Linked DNA regions of Mus musculus: region 2 is linked to region 1. A link is a contact called in ENCODE Hi-C or POLR2A ChIA-PET data. All regions are on one chromosome and are shown on one strand. Each heading gives the region's core, a stretch centred on a gene start or an enhancer-like site at or near the end of the contact. The rest is flanking DNA. Distances are from core to core; before and after follow the strand shown.

The links. Hi-C counts contacts between places; a loop is a spot of excess contacts on that map. ChIA-PET counts read pairs that join two places held with the same protein, here RNA polymerase II (POLR2A).
Region 2: POLR2A ChIA-PET joins it to region 1 with 24 read pairs in embryonic stem cell. The contact joins the promoter of Sowahb here to the promoter of Septin11 in region 1. A Hi-C loop is called at or near these places in 1 of 37 maps with a recorded cell type or tissue (adrenal gland). POLR2A ChIA-PET finds 5 or more read pairs at or near these places in 4 of 5 experiments (Patski and embryonic stem cell).

Annotation. Positions count from the first base shown.
Region 1 is chr5:93,091,215-93,094,996 of GRCm38, forward strand. It overlaps Septin11 (septin 11), which reads left to right and starts at 2,202. Exons shown (of 10, transcript NM_001009818.2): 1 at 2,202-2,383. The coding sequence starts at 2,357.
Region 2 is chr5:93,042,875-93,046,656 of GRCm38, forward strand. It overlaps Sowahb (sosondowah ankyrin repeat domain family member B), which reads right to left and starts at 2,148. Exons shown (of 1, transcript NM_175270.4): 1 at 1-2,148. The coding sequence starts at 1,984.

The DNA of each region.
Region 1 (3,782 bases), core at 952-3,451:
AACTAACATGACCCAGCAGGGATGAAGGCTTTCCACTAGTCACACAGATGGATCCCCACTCTCCTAGCTTCTCAGCCTATATACACTCTAGCCTTTCCTGGAGGCCACATGCAAGGAAGGCAGATGCACATAGAAAGCGTGGTAGTAAGTGACTGGATACCCAGTGTGGGGCTCCTGAGCCTCACTCCCCTCTCTGAGTGAGATAAACAGTCAGTAGCCACAGCTGGGATGTTCATTTGCACCAAGATGACAGTTGTTTGGCTTGGAGGACAGTCCTGTTCAACATGTACGGTGTGTGCTAGAAGCCAAAAGGCAAGAACTCTTGAGTTCATAGTCTATTGAGAGATGAATATTACTATGACAACCTCTTAACGGCCTGGTTCATCTGCAACAATGGCTGGGGTGAAAGTAAGTCACAGTTCCTGCCTGTTGTCATCTGAGGTTATATATAGCACCGGGCCTCTCCTTTTAATCTTAAAAGGTTTAAGTTTGAATAAGAAATTATTCGCACCCCCACCCCCCACCCCCAACCGAAGAACAAGAAAGCACTGCATTAGAGTCACAGAGGAAAGGTAATTCTTGTTTTTGAGAGCTCTTGCGGAGCACTCGAGTGACATCTTACAAACTCGACACTGTGTAACGGTGTAAATGAGGTCCCTATTCTCAAAAGACATCTTCTCTATAGAACAGGGAGTAATCAGAACAAGTTAGTGCTGTTCAGGTCTGAGTGAGCCAGAATCTGGCTTTACATCAGAGCCTTCCTCTTTCAACACACTCTTCCCTAGGTTCCACCGCCAAGGGTGGAATTCACTCTAGGCAGCTTCTAGCTCCTCACTCACCTACCAGAGCAGCCCAGCATCAGATCAGCTACTGGTGAACCAGTGCTAGTCACTTACCCTCAGCCAAAGACTGGACAGAGAGCATCTGAATCCCGTAGCCAAAAGTGGGTTCCCAGAAACTTGGATGTTTGAAGTCTCAGGTATGACTCTCAGATGCCCGCCCTAGTTCTCCCCCCACGCCCCTGCCCCGTGGGCGCGTTCATGTGGGCTAAATACAGCCCTTCCCTTGCCTCTTCCCCTGCGCTTCAAGTCACCTACTTTCCTCAACTCACGTGAGTAGCTATCCTCACGTGATCGTGGGTCTACCATGCGTGGACACCCACAGCGCATTACACTTCTCCCTGTTAAGCCTATGTCAGATGTATGTACAAGGACCCCGCCATTTCGCCTGCCACTCAGACACTGTAATTATTCCAACATCTGCTGGGGGTGGGGGTGGGGGGAAGTCCTTCTTAGTGGTGGAGGAGCCCTCCCAGTTCCCTGTGCTGTGAGTCGCACCCACTTGTCACCCGCTTCTCGCCTTCGCTGTGCACCACACCCCGCAGCCAGGATTGAGCTTGCACGCCTCCGGGCCCTGGGTCATCCGGTCTGTCTCCGGGATCCAATATCACGTCCACTGACCTCTTCGCACCAGTAACCTCTCCAGTGTGACACGGTGGGAAAAGCTCTGGAGCAAGCTCACAAACGGCTTAATTTTTCCAGCGAGCACTCAAGTTTTTTTAATTAATTAATTAATTTCCCTGTCCCCAGCAGCGGTGGTTGGGTCGTTCACGACTAGGTCCTCTTTTTCTGGAAAAGCGGTCCCCAGCCCGGCCGCACACCACAGCGACGGCTTCCAGCAGCTGGTTTAGTCTCCTTTCTGATGGAAGGCCCAGCAGACCGGCAATTCTTTCCTCGTGGGGCGCGCTCGGCCCTAGTAAGTTACCCACCGCACCTTCTAAGAGGGCTCCTCCGGGTGGGGCGTGTCACCAGGTCAATTTTCCAGAGGTACAACCTCTGCACCCTGCGGTCCCCTAGCCTCCCTGCCCCACCCCATAGCAGCCCCAGGTGCCGGCTCCGCGCAGCGCGTGGCAGCTCGGGGTTGGGACCTCCGCGCCTAGGCTTTTACGCGGACCCCAGCACGTGTTGCAACAGGGGGAGTGTCGGGCAGTGTCCCGGCACAGGACGCTTTAATGGGACGGAAGAAAGCCACAGGAAGGAAGGTGGCTGACTTCAAAGCGTATCATCTTATCAGCTGACCAGGATCACGGTTCACCTGCTGCGTTCGTCTGCTCGGCTGGGGCTGGGGATCTCTCTGCACCCCCGTCCCGGGGCAGCTAATGGTCGAGTCCAGGCGGGAGGCCATGTTGCTGGAATAAAGCGGGCGGGGCGGCGCGGGCGAGCAGATGCGGCTGGAGGCGCGCGGGAGCCGGGCGCGAGCAGGGCGCAGCCGCGAGGGAGGCGCGGGGGAGGCCAGCGGGAGCCGGAGCACCAGCAGCAGCCAGTGTCGGTAAAGAGCAGCCAGAGCCACAGTCGCGATGGCCGTGGCGGTGGGGAGACCGAGTGTGAGTACTGGGGCCTCACTTCTCTAGCGTGCTGATCCCGGGGCGCCGGGTGGTCTCCGCTTCGGGGCGCGTGCGGGTGGAGACTTGCGGGGATCAGGAGGGGGGCTCTGGGTGGTGGCTGTTGGGGGCTGTGGGTGTGTGCATGAATTTGGGCGCGCGTCTGGGGCGGAGGGGAGCTTGGGGAGCCCGCAGGCTCAGAGCCTACCTGATGCAACATTAGATCGCTTTGGCGCGCCCCTGTTTCGGGGATGTGGGAAGAAAAGGACCCTTCTGTGAGGCGCCCTTAGAAGAGATTGCTTGAGCTGCTGCTTTCCCCAGCTACCTCTCTCTCACGGCGCACAAGGCTTAGCTGGTGACAGAGGAGGAAGGCGCTGACTGAGGAGGGTTTCCTCGCGGTTCTCTCGCGCCCTGGGGGCGATCCGGGCATGAGAATTGGGTGCTGAAGCGCTGTGTCACACGGCCGTAGAAGCGGGTCAAAGGGGTGGGATTTCCGTGGTGGTTTACTCCCCCCCCCCCCGGGTGCATTGTGAAATTCCGGACACCCTCAGGCGCCCACCCGGGTGACCCGGGCCCTGCCCAGGATGTGGACAAAGCCCTAGGCACACACACACACACACACACACAAAGTTTTCAAAGGGCTCCCTTTCGGGGTGGGTGGAAGTCCTGAAATACTCTGCGGCTGGCAGGCCGGGGGCGGCAGTAGTGAATACGGGGCTCCGGGAAGAGGAAGGGAGGGTGCGTGCCTGGAGAAGTGTCCCAGCACCCGAAGTCAGAGAGGGGATGCTCTGGGCTGGGGTACGCGCCACGGGCTGTGCCTCTGGGAGTGTAGGCTCTGGGTTTCCAACTCCGGCAGCCAGCTAGAGCGAGTAGGACTTTGAGGATGTAGTTTAGGGTCTGCTCTCTAGCCTAGGGTGAAAAGGAGGGAAGGGGCGGTGGCGGCAGTGGCCGCCTTTCCTTTTTATTGAAAGGAGCCAAGCCCAGTGGGAAAGGCGGAGTCCTCTTCTCTCGGGTTTTCTTTGTCAACGTTCATTGCCCACTTTTGCCTGGTCTGCCCTGGGGGCGACTCCGGGGGAGTCCTTCCCTGGCTAGTACCCCATCTTTTTTTTTTAAATTTTCCCTTTCGAACTTTGCAGCTAGCTTCAGGTGGTGGCCTGACATTTTGCAGATACAGAGAAAAGTCTTAGATGTTGAAAGCTGCCAAACCCCAGATGCTGAGTCTCTTGGCTCTCCCCACTTACATCTCTACACACACACACACACACCCTTCTGCACCCCCTGAGGAGTCTTAGCCCAGCAGGAAGTTCATGGGGTCACTGCAACATTACCTCAATTTGATGGTTTTGCTGCAGTTTGAGGTTCTTTGAAAGACTTTTCCCCCCCACAATCAGAAAATGTTCCC
Region 2 (3,782 bases), core at 898-3,397, 48 kb before region 1:
AAGCCAGTCTTTGCACTAGCAATTTGATGACTCCCTGGTGCCCGTGAATAGCTGCAAGGTGCAGTGGGGTATAGCCACAACTGGACCTCACATTTACATCTAGTGCAATGCCCGCCTTCTGGGCTCCAGAGACCAAATCCTGAAGGGCACACAGGTCACCATGCTTTGCTATCCAGTGCAAGGCTGTGTACCCAGTCAGGAAGTCTCTGTGCAAAGCCAGCTGGGGGTCCTCCCAGAACAAAGTCAGCACGTGAAGCCAGGAACCACTGGCAAGCCTCACAATCCACTCATGCTCCCTGGTGTCTAGAGGGACAAGGGGGGACCTGTGCTCAGAAGGTCTGTGGGGTATCAAGGCTGCAGATCCATCCCTGCTTGGGATCCATGAAGAGTGTGGCTGACTGGCCACAGCATTAGCATCTGCCAATTTCTGTACCAAAACAGCATCCACCCTTGGGCTGGGCAGGGCTCCTGCCTTGGAAGGTTTCCTGGACCGAGGTGGGCGCCGACTCCTTTTCCACAAGTCCTCATCAGGATGCTCCTCGTCTGAGGAAGAAGGAGATTTGGTTCTTCCTGTTCGAGAGCTCCTCCTGACAGACCTTCGGAACTTGAGGGCAGGGAAGGGCTCTTGGGGGTGGTCTCCAAGGCTTTTAGCCACTGTTGGGACCTTCCGAAAACTGGGCGCATTCCCTCTATATCCGAGGTCCCGCCGGATCAGGCAAGGGCTGTCGTTTGGTGGCAAAAACAGATCCTCAACTGGATCCCTGAGCTCCCCCCAGGAGGAAGTTCTCAAGACAGGTTGCAGCCCCTCTTCGGGGGTTCCGGGAGATTCTTTGGGTCCACTGCTGCTCTCCTCACTTCCATGGCTCTCTTGCTCCACAAAGTCATTCAGATCCTGGAGGGACAGCTGACAACGAATGCTTCGAAAGACGGTAGATGGAGCGTTCCCTGGCCAGGATTCTGAGGACTCATCGAGAACCACGGGAAGGAGAGAATGAAAAGACAGAGCGGGCTCTGGCAGCGCCGAGCTGGTCTCCGAGACCCCAAAGGCGGTTTCTGAAGGTAGCTGGAGGAAGTTGTCTGGCAACACCGACCAGGCGCGAGTGGGCGCCTGGATCTCGGGCTCAGGCACCTGCAGGTATCTGGCTACCCACTCTTGAGTGCGCTGGTGCTGTTGCTGCAGCTGCTGGGTTGAATGGTTCGGGGAGCCGGCGGTAAACAGCTCCAGTGGCTCTCTGGAGGGCGCCGGGTGGGGCGGGAGAGCAGGCGGGGACGTCGGGCTGCCAGCAGCCTCGACGGCGGTCGGAGGCCAGACAGGCGGTACAGATCCAGGCGCGTGCTCGGCGGCCTCTCCTTCCCTCAGCCACCCCGGAGCTCCGAGGTCATCCCGGGCAGGTGCAGCGCGCTCCGGCTTCTCGCAGGCGACTGCAGGGTCTCCGAGATCTTCTGGCAGCGGCTGTCCGGTGGACTGTCCCCAGCCGTTCTGCTGGCACTCCCAGCAGCAGCGTCCTCGCGTCCCCACAGCCGCACACCTGCCTCTGGCTTGAGCAGCCTCTGGCTCCGGTGTCCTCTGGTTCGGGCTGTCCTCCGGGCTGGGGTCTGGCCCGGCCACCTTCTGCGCGCTGCCACCTACGTCCACCTGGGTCCCCGCACCTGCCGGCGGCTTCTGCGGCTCCGGGTCACGGCGGCGGTGGCCCCGCGGCTTTCCATCTACAGGGCCCGGTCGCTGCAGGCCCTCCTCCCCCAGTAGGTCCCTGTACCTCCTCTTGAGCACCACGTACTTGGTGCCGTCGGGGTCCTGGCGCACTGCGGCCACCGAGTTCACGAAGCCCTTGAAGCGCTCGCGACGCTCCTGCAGCTGGCCTGGAGACACGTGAGGGTCGCGCAGGAAGCTCTTGAAGTGGCTCAGCAGCTCTGCGTTACGCACTCGGCCCCCGGCCTGGCACAGAAAGTCCAGCAGTGCCTCCTGGCTCAGCTCTCCGGCCATCGCTGCTGGGTCCTTAGTCCCTGGGGCGGCTGCGTCTCGAGCTCCCAGCGCACTTCCCCTTCGACCGAAACCCAGGCCTGGAGAGTGTCACCTGCGCCCAGGGTGGCGCCACCCGCCTCCATCAGCCGCGGAGGCCGGCGCCGCCCGCATCCCCAGGGCGCTCCAGGAGGGCCGAGGGTCCCTAGGGGCGGGTGCCCAGGCAGAGTCCCCGCGCGCAACCCTGGTGGCAGGGGGCGGCTCCTGGGCCGCCCCTGAACGACGCTGGCCTGTCGCAGCGAGTCCCCGCAGCGAAAGTTCCCGGGATAGGTCGGAGTCGGTTTCACCTGCGCTCTGGCTACGCCTCCTCCTGGGCTCTGGGGGAAGGGCTCAGCCCGCCTCCAGTACCTCCGCCTTCTGAAGTATCCCCCAACCCCCGCCACCCGTCCGGGGTGAGTCAGGCTGGTCACAGTCGCGGGCAGCGTGGGAGGTGAGGCCGAGGGCGAACTGAGCCGGAGGGGAACAGCTCTCCCGGGCGCGCAGCTACCCCGAGGCCTGGGAGATGTCAGGCAGGTAGGCGACTGGCTGTCCCTCAGAGTGCCCGCCAGGCTAGAAACTAAAGCAGAGGGAGGTCGACTAGGTCCCTCTCTCCCCGCGGCACGAGTTACAGCTAGAGTCTTCACGGGTCAGGGTCCAATAGATTGGCTCCCCGCTGTTTCTCTTTATTAGCTCGGTCTGGGGAGGGGCTCGGGGTTCCCAATTGCAGAATCCGGCGGGATCCGGAAAAAAAAAACCCACCGAGATCCAAACCAAATCTCTTTTAGTTTGTCGATAACAAGATACTGAGAAGGCGGCTCCCAGGACATTCTCTTCAAGGAGTTCAGACACACCTGCCTAAGTCTGTACTGAGAGCGAAATCACTCTGAAAGCTACAGACGAAGGTTGGGTTTTGCCTTTCATTTTCCGGCATCATTGTCTTATATTACAATGCTCAGTGCCAGAGGTGTTGGGGGAGGATTCGCTATCAGAGAGGTCATTTCCTAGGAAGCCAAAATCCAGAGGAATTATCTCCTTAGCTAAGGTATTTGATACCCAGAGTTATTTTTTTTTAATTTAGTCTAAGATTTGTGAAGAGAAGAGATTCGCTCCATCTGTTTCATGTTGACTTCTTTGTGAAGTCTTTGCTTTGAGAATGCAAGTTTTCCTCCACACATTTAAAATGTTGAAATCGCGACGAGGATTTGATTCCACCCCAGGAAAGGGGACGCTAGACTCTCTTGGTCTGTTGAAGGGCTGCTGAGTCCACCCTGATTCAAGTTTTTCTTTAGCCCCCTTTGAAGAGGGAAGAGTTAAGCCACAGCAGCACACTTCATCCATAAAGCCCTACATTTCTGTCTGGTCTGGGTGACTCTCTTTCTTCTTTATCTTGAGTTGATTTGCATACTGTCAACAGTACCTATCTCTTGTAGCCTCAAGCCCCTTTGTCTTCTGCACAGCCTCGTTGCAGCCTTCCCTCCCCACCTTCCCTAACAGCCACCCCAAATGTCTGTGTCTCTGCAGCCTCCCATGACTGCCACGTTTCTAGCGATAAATTCTCTATTTTCTCCTCTCCTTTTACTTCACTTTACAGTTCCAGATTTTTCACTAAGAATATCTCGAGTATGTTGGTCCTGCAACTGTCAACAATGTTTTGGTATGGTCACCCTCCATCCCCCTACCCCAGCATTGGGGGATCAAACTCAGGTACTCATTTGTGCTAGGCAAGCCCTCTGTCACTGCCACTGATCAGTTGACAGTCTGTCAGATAGGCCACACCAGCAGT